2 separate regions of the Homo sapiens genome follow, and region 1 is linked to region 2. A link is an interaction called in ENCODE POLR2A ChIA-PET data of the cell type or tissue named here. Cell type or tissue: B cell. All regions are shown on one strand. Links, peaks and the distances in the headings refer to the core of each region. The heading gives the core; the rest is flanking DNA.

The links. ChIA-PET counts read pairs that join two places held together with the same protein. Peaks named below come from ENCODE experiments on the same cell type or tissue, not always from the same donor. Only the 100,000 strongest peaks of a DNase experiment are listed, where the experiment ranks them.
Region 1: POLR2A ChIA-PET joins it to region 2 with 7 read pairs; 3 of 35 experiments call an interaction of 5 or more read pairs at or near these places.

What each region holds. Positions count from the first base shown.
Region 1 is chr2:203,308,893-203,316,505 of GRCh38, forward strand. It overlaps the pseudogene MRPL50P2. Among named protein-coding and RNA genes, the nearest start is that of ABI2, 16 kb to the right of the region's middle. In B cell, for the core only: no CTCF peak of the experiment used is centred there; no DNase peak of the experiment used is centred there.
Region 2 is chr2:203,817,618-203,825,230 of GRCh38, forward strand. No RefSeq gene overlaps it. Among named protein-coding and RNA genes, the nearest start is that of CTLA4, 46 kb to the right of the region's middle. In B cell, for the core only: no CTCF peak of the experiment used is centred there; a DNase peak (open chromatin) is centred at 3,564; H3K27me3 peaks cover 2,268 bases.

The DNA.
Region 1 (7,613 bases), core at 2,237-6,236, 510 kb before region 2:
TTGGGGCACTGCCTAGTGGAGGTATGAGAAGAGGGCCATCATACTCGAGACCCCAGCATGGTAGATCCACCCACAGCTTGCACTGTGCACCTGGAAAAGCCACAGACACTCAATGCCAGCCCATGAAAGCCGCTGAGAGGGAGGCTGTACCCTACAAAGCCACAGGGACAGAGTCGCCCAAGGCCATGTGAACCCACTTTCTGCATCAGCATGACTCGGATGTGAGACATGGAGTCAAAGGAGATAATTTTGGAGCTTTAAGATTTGACTGCCCCACTGGATTTCGGACTTGCTTCTGGCCTGTAGCCCCTTTGTTTTGGCCAATTTCTCACATGTGGAATGGCTGTATTTACTCAATGCCTGTATCCCCATTGTATCTAGGAAGAAACTAACTTGCTTTTGATTTTACAGGCTCATAAGCAGAGGTACTTGCCTTGTCTCAGTTGAGACTTTGGACTGTGGACTTTTGAGTTAATGCTGAAATGAGTTAAGACTTTGGGAGGACTGTTGGGAAGGCATAATTGGTTTTGAAATATGAGGACATAAGATTTGGGAGAGGCCAACAGTGGAATGATATGGTTTGGCTGTTTCCCCACCCAAATCTCATCTCGAATTCCCACATGTTGTGGGAGGGACTGGGTGGTGGGAGTTAATTGAATCATGGGAGTAGGTCTTTCCCATTCTGTTCTTGTGATAGTGAATAAGTCTCATGAGATCTGATGGGTTTTAAAAAATGGGAGTTTCCCTGAACAAGCTCTCTTCTCTTGTCTGCCAACATGTGAGATGTGCCTTTCACCTTCTGCCATGATTGTGAGGCCTCCCCAGCCATGTGGAACTGTAAGTCCATTAAACCTCTTTCTTTTGTAAATTGCCCAGTCTCAGGTATCTCTTTATAAGCAGTGTGAAAACGAACTAATACATAGCTCAAGGACATTTTAGGTTAGTGGCTGAGAGGAACATAGGAAGGAACTTGGAGATAACTACATGACGAAGGTCACAACAGGCTTCTGTCATAGGCTATAATTGGGGAAGAAGCACAAGGAACTGCTGGAAGTGAAACCATCACTGTACTGTCTTTCTCCTTTCTTTTTTTTCCAGTCTTTCTTTTCCCTCCCTCCCTCCCTCCCTCCTTTCCTTCTTTCCTTCCTTCCTTCTCTTCTTTCTATGACAGGGTCTCACTCTGTTGCCCAGGTTGGAGTGCAGTGGTGCCATCTCAGCTCACTGCACCCTCTGCCTCCCAGGCTCAAACAATCCTCCTACCTCAGCTTCCTGTGTAATTCAGACTACAGATATGCATCTCCACACTTGGCTAACTTTTTAATTTTTTTGTAGAGATGGGGTCTCACTCTGTTGCCAGGGCTGCTCTCAAACTCCTGGACTCAAGTGATCCTTACACCTTGGTCTCCCAAAGTGCTGGGATTACAGGCATGGACCTGTCACTTTTCTTTTCTTTTCTCTTCTTTTCTTTTTTGAGATGGAGTCTCACTCTGTCGCCAGGCTGGAGTGCAGTGGCATAATCTTGGTTCACTGCAAGCTCCAGCTTCTGGGTTCAAGCAATTCTCCTGCCTCAGGCTCCTGAGTAGCTGGGACTACAGGTGAGTGCCACCACCCCCAGGTAATTTTTGTATTTTTGTAGAGATTGGGTTTCGCCATGTTGGCCAGGATGGTCTCCATCTCTTGACCTTGTGATCCACCCACCTTGGCCTCCCAAAGTTCTGGGATTACAGGCATGAGCCACCACGGCTGGTCTCATCACTTTATTTTCAATGTATGAGCAAGATGATTAAACTAGGTATCTGATCAAGGAATGCTTTCAACATTGATGCTGATTAGGAATACTGGAGAACTTTCAAAGTAAGAAGAAACAAAGCTAGGAATTGGTTTGGCTAAGTTACCGGGCAGTATTTATTGTAGTGGTCTGTATTAATTGTTGCTTACTTACACTGCAGCACTAGGTGTGTTGAGTTTCCATAATTTGTTGCATATATTGCAAGGTCATCAACTAATAGCTAATTGATTTTTAGAGCATGAAAGGACCTTGTAGAGATTATATGGGCATAGCCTGCTCACAATTTAACATTTTAAAGGGAGAAGCCTAGGGATTCTGGGGGTAGAAAAGTAACGTTTTTACCCTTTCACTTTGGATTTTTCTCATATAGGGCCTTCTGCAAATATGTGCTTAAGTCTATGATGCTATTATATTCATAGGATTTTTTAAGCTTTCAAGGAAGCGTAGATTCAGAAGAAATTTGAAAACAATTTTAAAAAATATTCTTGATACAGAACCTTTGAGGGAGATGCAAATGTTCTGAATGCCAAATTTACTTAGATTTAAAAATACATATCTTCAAGCAAAGTTGCCATGACAACCTTTCTTAATGTGTGTATAAATTTTATCTCTGTCTCTTTGAGGTTTTTATATTTTCCAGTACAGGGTCTAATTACAAGAATTGAGCTCTGTGGTATATTTCTATCTGGATGGTGCCCTGTAGAAATTATGTAATATTAGAAAATGCAAATCAAGCAATAGGGCAGTCCTATAGCACAGTGATGCCACAAAGATAAATGTCATCTTGTTCTCTCTGTGATCAGAGGTTTTTCTGGTTTCAAACCCAAGATGAAATTTGGGATTGAAGTAGAACTGTGAATCTGTTCTGTTTCTCTTTTTTCATATCTAGAAGATTCACAGGGTGATCTTAGGAAGTTTGGTACATTCTGGACCAACTCTCTTGGTTAGCCCTAAAACTGATCCAGCTACCTTGGGCTCTTCTCAATCTAATCAGTAGCTGATACCATAGGATGTCTCAGAACCACAAGACCCTTCTCTGCAATGGCATGCATGTGCACAGAGATCATCCAGAAGCAGCTTCCGGCCTAAGCCCCAATCCAGCAAACACTCCGGGTATACCTCTTCACTTCCTTTTACACAATTTCCATGCCCAGCCTTCAAACAAAACACTTGAAAGATGTCCCACAGTCCATGTTATGATGTTTATAAAGGTTTTTGAGTTCATTTTTATTGTAAGAGGCACAATCACTACTGGCTATATAATTTGTGAGACCTAGTCGAGGAGGAAATCTCCTCTTCTCATGGCCCTGCCTTTTCAACCTTTGGTGTATGCAACCCCAAGGAACTGAAATCTCCTGCACTGGGACACTTTACTGACTGGGGTGGTCTAAAGAGCCCTGCCAGTCACATGGTGAACATGCTGTGGTGCTGCCAGCCCAAAGCAGATGTTTCCTTGCCTTTCCTGAAAATTCTCCAAAACAGACTGCTTGTGGGCCCCCTCCAAACTTCACCCAGATCCCCACCGGAGGCTGAGGGTGACCACAGGGAAAAGTGAGCCTCCCCTCCACTCTCCTGCCAATGTAATCCAATGACTGCTCAGAGCAGAAGGCAATAGTGGTTGTAGTAGTGAGCAGAGCTGGGGAGAGGAAGGCTGGGTGGGGATCAGGGCACCAAGGAGCAGGCAGCTAGTCACTGAGAACCTGTAGGGGAAGGCATGCAGGTGGGCTCCGAGTCCCTGGTGCATGCTCCATGGTCCCATTGGACTTCACTTACAAAACACAAATTCAAAAATGAAATTATTAAGAATTTAAAGCCGGCCGGGTGTGGTGGCTCATGCCTGTAATCCTAGCACTTTGGGAGGCTGAGGTGAGCAGATCATGAGGTCAGGAGTTCAAGACCAGCCTGGCCAACATGGTGAAACCCCGTCTCTACTAAAAATAAAAAAATTAACTAGGCGTGGTGGTGCATGCCTATAATCCCAGCTACTTGGGAGGCTGAGGCAAGAGAATTGCTTGAACCCGGGAGGCGGAGCTTGCAGTGAGCTGAGATCAGCCACTGCACTCCAGCCTGGGCGACAGAGCAAGACTCTGTCCAAAAAAAAAAAAAAAAAAATTTAAAGACAGTGCCCCCAAAGCATTAAACCCCAAGCACAGTGTCCCTCTGAGAAGTGGAATTTGAGCAACTATGTTGATTGGAGTATAATTGGCCCCCGGACATGTCTGACTTTAGAGGGCATGGTACTTGTGACTCGGTGGTTTCTGAGGGCTATCCTTCTTGGTTGTATGCTAGTTGTTCTTGCAAATATCCATAAATGTCTCATTCACGATTTTTCTTTTAAGTGGTTTAAATCTCTCTAGAATGTCTTACAATTCTTTACAAAATAGGCAATGAATAGATGCCAATCTTTTTGTAAAAAAAGAAAAAAACAATTTCATAATACACATTTATTAAACTTGCAAAAGTATATATATATATATATATATATATATATATATATATATTTTGAAACATGGTCTCTCACTCTGTCGCCTAGGCTGGAGTGCAGTAGCATGATCATTGCTCACTGCAGCCTCAACCTCCAGGGCTCAAGTGATCCTCCCACCTCAGCCTCCTGAGTAGCTGGGACTACAGGCTCAAGCCACCATGCCTGGCTAGTTTTTGTATTTTTTGTAGAGACAGTGTTTCACCATGTTGTCCAGGCTGGTCTGGAACTCCTGGATTCAAGCTATCCCCCCGCCTTGGCCTCCCAAAGTGCTGGGATTACAGGTGTGAGCCACCACACCCTGACAAAAGAATTCTAATACACTAAAAATCTCTTTTCTTAAACCATTTCACTCATGAAACTCTTACTTTCCTGTATATTAACCATAATTGCCAGAAAATTTTCTGCTGGAAGTTAAAATGATGTTTTCCCCTGAAATATCATTATAAAACCCTATGAAATATTTCAGTGATATGAATCATTCACTTAGTCATATGGGTAGACATTTAGATAATAGAAGTAGTTAACAGAAATCTGTGAGAAATATATATTGTTAATTCCTGTGGAGGAGGAAGGAAGAAATCCTACTGAAATATTTTAATTGTAGTTAAATTCAGTGTTCCCTGCCATTTTAAAATATCAAGATTATTCTGTTCTACTCCTTTCCTTCCAAGAGGATACATGAAATAACTTTGATAAAATCATGAATCAGTTTTTGTTTGCTGTTAACCTCTTCTGTATTCTATTTCATGAAAATAGCAATTGGTGGCCAAGAATACCCTTATTCTTATCAACCTTGCACTACATAAATGAGACATTATTACCAAGCATCATAGTATTCAGTTAGCAATTTTGTCAAAGTATAATCTCTTTGTTTGCAATATTATTGCAATGGACAAGAAACAAATTGTTTTTTAAAAAATTAGCAAGGTTTGAAAATTATAAATTTGATAGGTCAGTTAATATTTAGCATCAGGTTCTAATGGTATTAATGTGTAATCAGAAAAACTATTACATTTCAAACTCTGTAATTCATATTATTAAATGAAGGTTAGTATACTTTTCAGTAATAAAAACCCAGTTAATACATTTTGAAGCTTGAAGTTTAAGAAAATCTTCAACATAATTTAAAACAAAAATATGAATAGGCTAGACACAGTGGCTCGTGCCTGCAGACCCAGCTACTTGGGAGGCTAGGGCAGGAGAATGAGGTGGGTGGATCACCCAGGAGCTTGAGGCTGCAGTGAGCTAAAATGGCACCACTACACTCTAGCCTGGGAGACAGAGCAAGACCCTGTCTCTAAAAAAATAAATAAATACAAATTTAAATATAAATAAACTATTTTTGAAAGATACATTTTCTATCCTATTCTTTTTTCTTTTCTTTTCTTTCTTTTTTTTCACTTTAACAAATCTACTTTAATTCCAAAAGAAATTAATCTAGGATGGTCAGTAATATACAACATACTTTTATGTTTCTTTTATAGGTATCTAATACAAGCTTATTTGTATATGTGCAATGTATAATAACTCTATCTTAGATATGAGTCCTAACAGGATAAAAATATTTTCTTGCAACTACTACTTTATGCCTATGAAGGGTGTGAGCTTGCAATGTCCTCCTGTCTTAAACCCAAGTTAATGACAGTGTCCTCTCAAAACTTTTCATAAATTATTAATGACCTAATTTCATTTAAAAAATAGTTTCAGCAGGCTGAGCACGATGGCTCACGCCTGTAATCCCAGCACTTTGGGAGGCTGAGGCAGGCGGATCACGAGGTCAGGAGAGCAAGACCATCCTGGCTAACACAGTGAAACCCTGTCTCTACTAAAAATACAAAAATAAAATTAGCTGGGTGTGGTTGTGGGCACCTGTACTCCCAGCTACTTGGGAGGCTGAGGCGGGAGAATGGCGTGAACCCAGGGGGCAAAGGTTGCAGTGAGCTGAGATCGCACCACTGCACTCCAGCCTGGGCGACAGAGCAAGACTCTGTCTCAAAAATAAAAATAAAAAAAGGTTTCAGCAAATATGAAAATAGAAAGTCCTGTTATTTGTCCACTCATAATATGAGAAAAAAAAGAGATGATACATTCCTCCATAGAAAAAGTGGGTTTAGAGAACAGTTCTGGTAGTATTTCACATGGTGAAGTATCAAAAGGTCTAATAAGTAGCCCCCTTGCTCAGGGAAAAAAAAGTGATGTTAATGTGTTTCTCTTCCAAATTGCTTAGTAACTCCAAGTGATTTTCAAATTGGGGGGCAGATTACTGGCACTGAGTTCATCAAATTTAGATCTATCTTGAATAGGGACATTATAGAAAATCAAGAACATCTCTAACCCTGCATATCTGGTGGAGTCTGGAGTTAGGGACTACATGACCCAAGCCATCAGCTAAATGTGCCAAGAGATTGAACCGTAGATGACCATCTTCCAGGGAGATGTCTTGCCAATTACTAGAAAGAGATGAACCAAAAACTTCTTTAACATAAGATTCCAAACAACTCTGGAGATCTTCAGGTTGTGTGTATGCTCGGCTTTGTGAGGGTAGACACACTGAGGATAGATTCCTTTTTCACCTCTTGTACTGTCTCAGCAACCACTGGCTCTTTCTATTTTCTGGATCGAGACCAAAATTCTGTATGTGGTGCCCCTGAGACTGTCCACATGAAGACTTTTCTGGTAATGCCGGACACAGATTGCGCTGCCATCTTCGATGAGATCCACGGGCCTCTCGTTTTCTTTTTCTTTTTTTGAGATGGGGTCTTTTTCTGCCGCCCAGAGGTGGGATCATGGCTCACTGCAGTGCCTCAACTCCCTGGGTTCAAGTGATCCTCCTGCTTCAGCCTCCCCAGTAACAGAGACAACAGGCACATGCCACCAAGCCTGCCTAATTTTTTTATTTTTTGTAGAGACTGGGGTCTCACTCTATTACCCAGGCTGGTCTCAAACTCCTGGACTCAAGTGATCCTCCCCAGTCTGTCTCCCAAAGTGTTAGGGTTACAGGCCTGAGCTACCGCACCCAGCTAGCTACCCCATTCTTTTTTTTGAGATGGAGTCTTCCTCTGTCACCCAGATTGGAGTGTGGTGGCGCAATCTCGGCTCACCACAACCTCCACTTCCCGGGTTCAAGCAATTCTCTTGCCTCAGCCTCCTGAGAAGGTGGGATTACAAGCGTGAGCCACCACACCCAGCTAATTTTCTTTCTTTCTTTTCTTTTTTTTTTAATGTATTTTCAGTGGAGACAAGGTTTCACCATGTTGGTTAGGCTGGTCTCGAATCCTGACCTGAAGTGATCCACCCGCCTCTGCCTCCCAAAGTGCTGGGATTACAGGCGTGAGACAC
Region 2 (7,613 bases), core at 1,957-5,956:
TGCTCATGCTATACATACACAGTTGGCTAAAATCTTTGAATCCAGTTTGGCTAGCACCATGATCATCAGTTTGACAGGAGAAAATCCCAAGCATTTGTATTTAGGAATATATACTGAGTTTTTACTGATCATATATTTCATGGCTCCCTTGAGGAAAACCTTTCATGATAAGATAGCAGGTAATATTCTAAAGCCCTCCCTTACTAGTAACTCAAGATTTGAACCCTTGATGTCTTCTCTTAGGAGCTCCCTTTGGGAGCCTGCGCAAGTCAGTGGAGAAGAGCGCTGACCTGGAAGGAGGGAGTCTGGGTTCCATTCTCAAACTTACCACTCAGTAGCTATATCCATGAGCAAGCCACTTCACCCATCTGGAACCCAAGTTCCTCACTATTAGATGAAGCAGCTAATGTTCCTCCCACCTCTAATGTTCTATAATTCTCTGATCCAGTAACTGGAAGCCGTGGTGCAGCTTGGTGCTGGAGAACAAATAGAGGCATTCCTCCTGTTATGAAGTGAGTTGTGTCCTCCCCATCCCTCAAATCAGTATGTTGAAACCCTAAGCCCCAGCGTGTCTCTATTTGGAGACAGGGCCTTCAGAGAGGTAATTAAGGTTAAATGAGGTTCTAAGTGTGGAACCCTAATCCAATAGGACTCATGTCCTTGTAAGAAGAGAAAGACTTTGGGAGGCCGAGATGGGCGGATAACCTGAGGTCAGGAATTTGAGACCAGCCTTCAACATGGTGAAACCCTGTCTCTACTAAAAATACAAAAATTAGCCGGGTGTGGTGGTGGATGCCTGTAATCCCAGCTACTCAGGAGGCTGAGGCAAGAGAATTGCTTGAACCCGGGAGGTGAGGTTGCAGTGAGCCAAATCGCGCCATTGCACTACAGCCTGGGTGACAAGAGTGAAACTTCGTCTCAAAAAAAATTTAAAGAAAGAAGACAGGTACACACAGGAAAGAGCATGGGAAGACACAGTGAGAAGGTGGCCATCTGCAAACCAAGGAGAAACCCCTCACTAGACAGCACCCCAGTGGCAAGTTCACCTTGGATTTCTAGTCTCCATAACTGTGAGAAGATACATTTCTGTTGTTTAAGCCAGTCAGCCTGTGACATTCTGTTAGGCAGCCTGAGGAAACTAACATACCTCCTCATCCCTCAAACACTGGACTATGACTTATTGGTCTGTGGCCTTTGGGGGTGTTTGCATTTAACTTTCTCCATTGGCAAAGGCATAGCAAAGTAAATTGGCTCCTGGAAAAGCAGGCACTCTACTGCTTTGGAATTTATGGAGTGGAGTCATGGATGTTTCTGAGGTGTTTTCTCTAACTCTAACCAATTTTCTAACATGAGCTTGGTGTCCAACAGTTCAATTCAATTCCGAGACTGTCTACCTGATGTTACTATCAGCTCCCAAAGTTAAAGGGCTCGGTCCCACAAGACTGCTGCCATCTCAGATACCAGTTGCAAATCCCAGGTCATGCGTACTTCTGACTGACTGGCTATAAATTGGGGGTTCCCATGACCTTCCTCCTCAAGTTTGGTAATTTGCTGGAATGGCTTACAAAACTCAGGAAAACATTTTATTTATGTTTAGTTGATTGTTATAAAAGATACAATTCAGGAACAGCCAAATGGAAGAGATGCATAGGGCAAGGGGTAGGGTATATGTGGAGTGGAGTGTTCATGCCCTCCCACGGTGCTCCATCCTCATGGCACCTCGATGTGGTCACCCGCCCAGAAAGCTCTCCAAACCCCGTGGCTCAATAGTTTTTATAACCCAATCTCTAGCCCCCCCACCCTTTCTCCAGATCATGTCCAATCTTGAGGTGGTCCTCTTGTACCAGTGTGGAGGAGCCTGTGGGGTTACTTTCTGAGCAAAAACTGGGCTTGGAAACCTTAAAAATACATCGTTATTGACTAAATAAGTTTTCGGAGAGTTCTGCCAGAATATCTTGGTTGCGGGGCCCTGTGTAGACGTGGGCAGCTGTGGGGCAAGTGGATGGAGGCGACTGCTTTCCAGAAGGGAAGGTCTACACTGTCACCCCAAAACCCCAGATCACAGGATTTTGTACAGCATTGAGCTTCTGTGTCTCTTCCTTGGGAGTTGCCTATCTGGGACTTGGCAGTGCTTGGACAGGAAGTGGTCTCATGCTAATAACTGGTACAAGGACCCGTGGAGGAGGAGCAAGCAAGCTGGACACCAAACATAGGGGGTGCCTGCGGGGAGTCTGAGGGACCTGCAGGCCCAGAGTAACAGCAAACATGAGGATCAGAGGACTTGAACTGGACTCTGAGCTTCCTGTGAGGCCGCAGCAGAGCTCGTCCGGGATTTCTTGGTGGAACAAGATATTAACATTACACAATGGGGTGGAGAAGGCGGGGTCAAAGACAGATGTCAGTGCCTGCAAACACACTGTGCCTGGCCCTGCTGAGAGGGTCACGTGTGTGCCAGGCTGGTTCCAGGCTCCGCCATCCACACTCCCAGGGTCTGTGGTGAAATCGAATTTATTCTCATTCTCATCATTAGAAGTATGTCTAATTTAGAAAGAAGCCACATTGAACTCTGACTCCTGTTGTCCCCTCAAAGCTGTGTGTTAAGCAAATCGGCATAAAGGATTTTCTTCTCTTTTACCTGGCACTGGGACATCTACATCAGAGTTCATAATGTCACTCCAAAGGCACTTGCTGAGAAATCTTGAAGGTGAAGAATTTTTCTGAATTTTCCAAGAAACAGATTTTTTAAAGAATAGGCACATCTTATCTTCTGTTTTTGAAAGTTTGTAATCTATAGGCCAGATACAAATTTTCTGTATCTAGAATACTTGATTTTTTTAGATTGGGAATTTACAAGAATGCATGGGTATATTTTATCTATGTAAATAAACTCTAGGCTGGGCACAGTGGCTCACGCCTGTAATCTCAGCACTTTAAGAGGCAGAGGGGTGCGGATCACCTGAGGTTAGGAGTTCAAGACCTGCCTGGCCAGCATGATGAAATCCTGTCTCCACTAAAATACAAAAATTGGCTGGGCATGATGATGCATGCCTGCAATCCCAGCTACTCGAGAGGCTGAGGCAGGAGAATTGCTTGAACCTGGGAGATGGAGGCTGCAGTGAGCCAAGATGGTACCCCTGCACTCCAGCCTGGGTGACAGAGTGAGACTCTGTCTCAAAAAAAAAAAAAAATTCAAAAAAGAAAATAAACCCTTTTCATATACTTTGGAAGCATTTTTTAAGAACAAAATTACATTGCTAATAAAAATATTTATTGTGAGAAGTTTCAAAAGAATGTAACACTTGGAATTAATTGAAGTACTGTTTGAGCATGTACTATGACATTTTTATAAATGTAGAGATACTGAGGCCTGCATCTAATTCATATCTGAATCCTTAAAAAAAATCCTGCTTGCTACTCTGTAGGTGATACATTCTTGCTAAAATTCTGTTGAATTAATTTCTCAAAAGTAAATAGTCGGAGCCACTTATTTGAATACCTCTAGAGTTGTGTTAGCAGAAATAGGAACTGTATTCAAAACAGACTGAGAGACAGACCCAAGGGAGTACAGATTTTCAATTTGTGGTTTCAGATATTCACCATTCATGGGCACCTATTGCCTACTCTCTCAACACTTCCATGTTCAGTATAGTGCAGTTAGTTGCTTCAATCTCTTTTCTTTTCTTTTTTTTTTTTGAGACAGAGTCATACTCTGTCACCCAGGCTGGAGTGCAGTGGCGTGATCTCAGCTCACTGTAAGCTCTATCTCCTGGGTTCACGCCATTCTCCTGCCTCAGCCTCCCGAGTAGCTGGGACTACAGGCACCCGCCACCACGCCTGGCTAATTTTTTGTATTTTTAGTAGAGACGGGGTTTCACCGTGTTAGCCAGGATGGTCTCGATCTCCTGACCTCGTGATCCACCTGCCTTGGCCTCCCAAAGTGCTGGGATTACAGGCGCGAGCCACGGTGCCAGGCCCGATCTCTTTTCTTTTACACTACACTCAGCATGTAGCTGTGTGTACCCATTGGCATTGGCTAATTGCCCACTGTGCTCCAGCTGGCTTGTCTGGGGGCTGGGATGTTAAAAGCTCCTTATATGTGCTCATCTCTCTTGTGGTGGGTCTGATCAGAAGAATGTGTCACCACTAACTCTATACTTCCCAGAGACCGGAACTCCCAGCTCCAGCTTTATGAATGTACCCCACCCCCCACCACACCATTAGGCTCTCGGAATCTGTCAGAATTCTTTTTTTTTTTTTTTTTGAGACAGGGTCTTGCTCTGTCACTAGTCTGAAGTGCAGTGGTGCAGTCATGGCTCACTGCAGCCTTGAACTCATAGGTTCAAGCAATCCTCCTGCCTTAGCCTCCTGAGCAGCTGGGACTATAGGCACACACCACCACGACCAGCTAATTTTTAAATTATTTGTAAAGGCTAAGTCTCGCTACGTTGCCCAGGCTGGTCTTGAACTCCTGGCCTCAAGCAATCCTCCCATCTTGGCCTCCTAGAGTGCTGCGATTATAGGTGTTGTCAGAATTCTTAGTTGTTGGCAAGAAGACTCCAGCTGATTTAAACTCATTTACTGGGTTCTAGGAGAGTTGGAAAACCAGGCTTGGAGCTACAGTAGCAGGACAGCATACCCAAAATCATGCCACGGGGTGCTCTGGTGAAGATGTCATTCTCACTGGCCTGTCCAGATGCTGTATTCTGTTGCTATCACAGTAGAATGTCTGCTCCAGGTGCAGGCTGGGGACAGCACCGCAGCCACTGCTGCCGTGGAAAAGCAATCTTGCTGCCACTGCCGCCACCTCTAGAAAGGGTCTGAGTCGCTGTTTCTTTGTGTCACTAGCATCTGATTCAGACTCCAGAGTGGGTGCTTCTGATTGGTGGATCCTGGATCCTGTGCCCATAACCACCTGCAAAGGATGCTGAGAAAGTAGTACCACATCTCAGTTTTTATACTGGAAAGGGGGCTGTGCCTCCCATGAAAACTCATAAGAAAGGCAGCGCTCCAAATAGAGGCAGGAGACTCAAATGGTAGGCAGCTGAAAGGAAGAGCAACTGTCCATGATATGGACTAAACTATACCAACTCCCCTGCTCCCAGAAAGGACAAAAGCCTCGGTGTACACAGATTATTAAAATCCCAGCCAAACCAAAAGAAAAACCGACAATGGTAACCGTGATAGCAAAGAGACACTTTATTCCTTTATTGCCTGTTTTTGAAAATCCTCAGTACTGTGAGAACTGCTTCATATGTAATTGTTCAAGTTTTGCTAGACTAGGAGTTTCAGCTTCATCCAAATCCCTTTAAGGGATATTAGCTCTGCACTCATCCTCCCTGTCCCCGTCCCAAGCCTATGTTACTGGTATGCTATGGTATTGGATTGGGATGGATTACTTGCCATGAATATTTTCCATTGTTTCTCATTAATGTATTAATTAATTAAGTAAAATATTATTTTCCATGAGACACAATGGAAAAATGGAAAACATTCATGGAAAAAAACCCATTTCAATCGAATACCATAGCGACTATGTGTCTGGAAACATCCAAACCGGAGAGCTTTAGTTTTTAAAACTTCCGTGGAGATAATTAGGTTTTCCTCAACCCAATTTAGCCAACATCTCCTTGGATTTTATTTAAAAACCTGAAGTAGAGCCAAATGAGCCACTTCTGCTTAGATGAAAAAAGGTGTCATCTCTCACTAGATTTGTACTGTGTCACTTTGTCACCCAAGGTTTCCAATTCACTCTTACATAGAGATGCAGTCCCAGAGTACAGGGCATGTGGCATATTGGTGAGAAAAAGAGAGAGGATGTGGCAGGGAGAGTGAGAAGCCAGGGAATGACGCTTCCCGAATGGTGTTGTACAAGCCATTTTACCCTCCAGAGAGCACCCCTCAGCCTAAACCCTGGTGATGTGGGTCTAGTTTTTCCAGGTGGTAGTTCAACATAGTCCAACATCATTGCACCAGATGAATTTGGGATCATTCTAGTAAGATTTACACCTTCCCATTGACAATAGCGCATCTTGGTCAAGGAAGCGTAGGGAGTAGATATGTGAAATAGAAAAATATTACTCATCTTGTATACTTAACTCACAGCATTAATGAATTAGTTCATTTGGTAACCATTTACCAAGATCCTATTATGTACTAAGCCATGCACTAAGTGCTTTGCATGTGTTACCCCATTTAATAATCCCTCTAACAATCTTATCCTGTGAAGCGGATCTATTTCCCTCCTGCCCCCAACGTTTGAGAGATAAAAAGATGAAAGCTCAGAGAGCTTAAGAGGCAGAATTAGGACTGAATCCACATCACTTTGACTGCAAAGTCTGTGATTCTGGCCACTGTTTCTCGTGATTTTTAGTGGCTTGGCTGTTGAGATGGCTGGTGGACAGTTTCTATCCTCAGTGATGGTTGGACATCAGAAAAGAAAAGAGATGTTAGCATATAGTGTGATCCATCCTATAGTAGTAATATATACAGGAGTCTGGCCTGAGGTCTGGATGAGAGGGTGGTTCAGGAAGCTTCTCGTAGGAGGGAAAACTTGAGTTAAGTGAAGAGAGTGACCAAGATGTTTCCACAGGAAGAGCATGTGTACACTTCTGGAGGTGTGAGAATTTGGTGGCATGGCTGGTGTGTAGGATGAGTGTGTGTAGAGGAGAGAGAGTGAGGGGGGCGGGGAGACTAAAACAAGCCTGGAAAGATACGCAGGGGCACAGTGGATGAAGAAAACGGTGCAGATTTGAGAGCTACTTGGGGAGTAGATTCACCATAATTTGGTGATTAGATGTAGGGAATGAGGGATGCATTTATTCTTTATTTTATTTATGATAGTTAATGAATGCCTGCTTTAAACCAGGCACTATAGTAAGTGCTGGAAATAAAGGGGACAAAAGAGCTGGCATCCCTGCTCATGGGTTGTACAGTGTACAAAGAGGAAAGAATCAAAGATAACCCCAGATTTCTAGTTTAGATGATAGAGACACAAAAACTTAGAAAAGCACTAGGTTGATTTGGGAAGAGGCTCAGGCATTTCTGTGGGACATCATACAAGATGGCCAAGAGGTAGTGGGATATACAGACGTGGAGCTAGGAGAGAATCTAAGCTGGTGATATAGATTCGGGTGCCATCCACATGGATGTGGAAGTAAAAACCATGCATGTGGGTGTGGGGTGTGATCGCTCAGGAAATGTGTAGCAGGGTGAAGACAATGGAACTGGGGAACTCCAGCCTTTAGAGGCAGAGAAACTGTGAAGGAGTGGTTACAGGGCTAGGAGAGAACCATGAGAGAGCCATGTCATGAAAGCAAAGTGTTATGGCCTGCCTCCCCCACCTCCCAAATTCATGTGTTGAAGCCTTAATTTCCAATCTGACTGTATATGGAGTTAAGGAACTTTAAGAAGGCAATTAAAGTTAAATGAAGTTACAAGGGTAGGTCCCTAATCTGATAGGACTGGTGTCCTTATAAGAAAAGGAAGAGATACCAGGTCTCTCTCTCTCTCTGTCTCTGAGAGAAAAGTCCAAGTGAGGACATAGCAAAGAGGCACCATCTGCAAGCCAGGAATAGAGGCCTCACCAGAAATCATCCTTGCCAACATCTTGATCT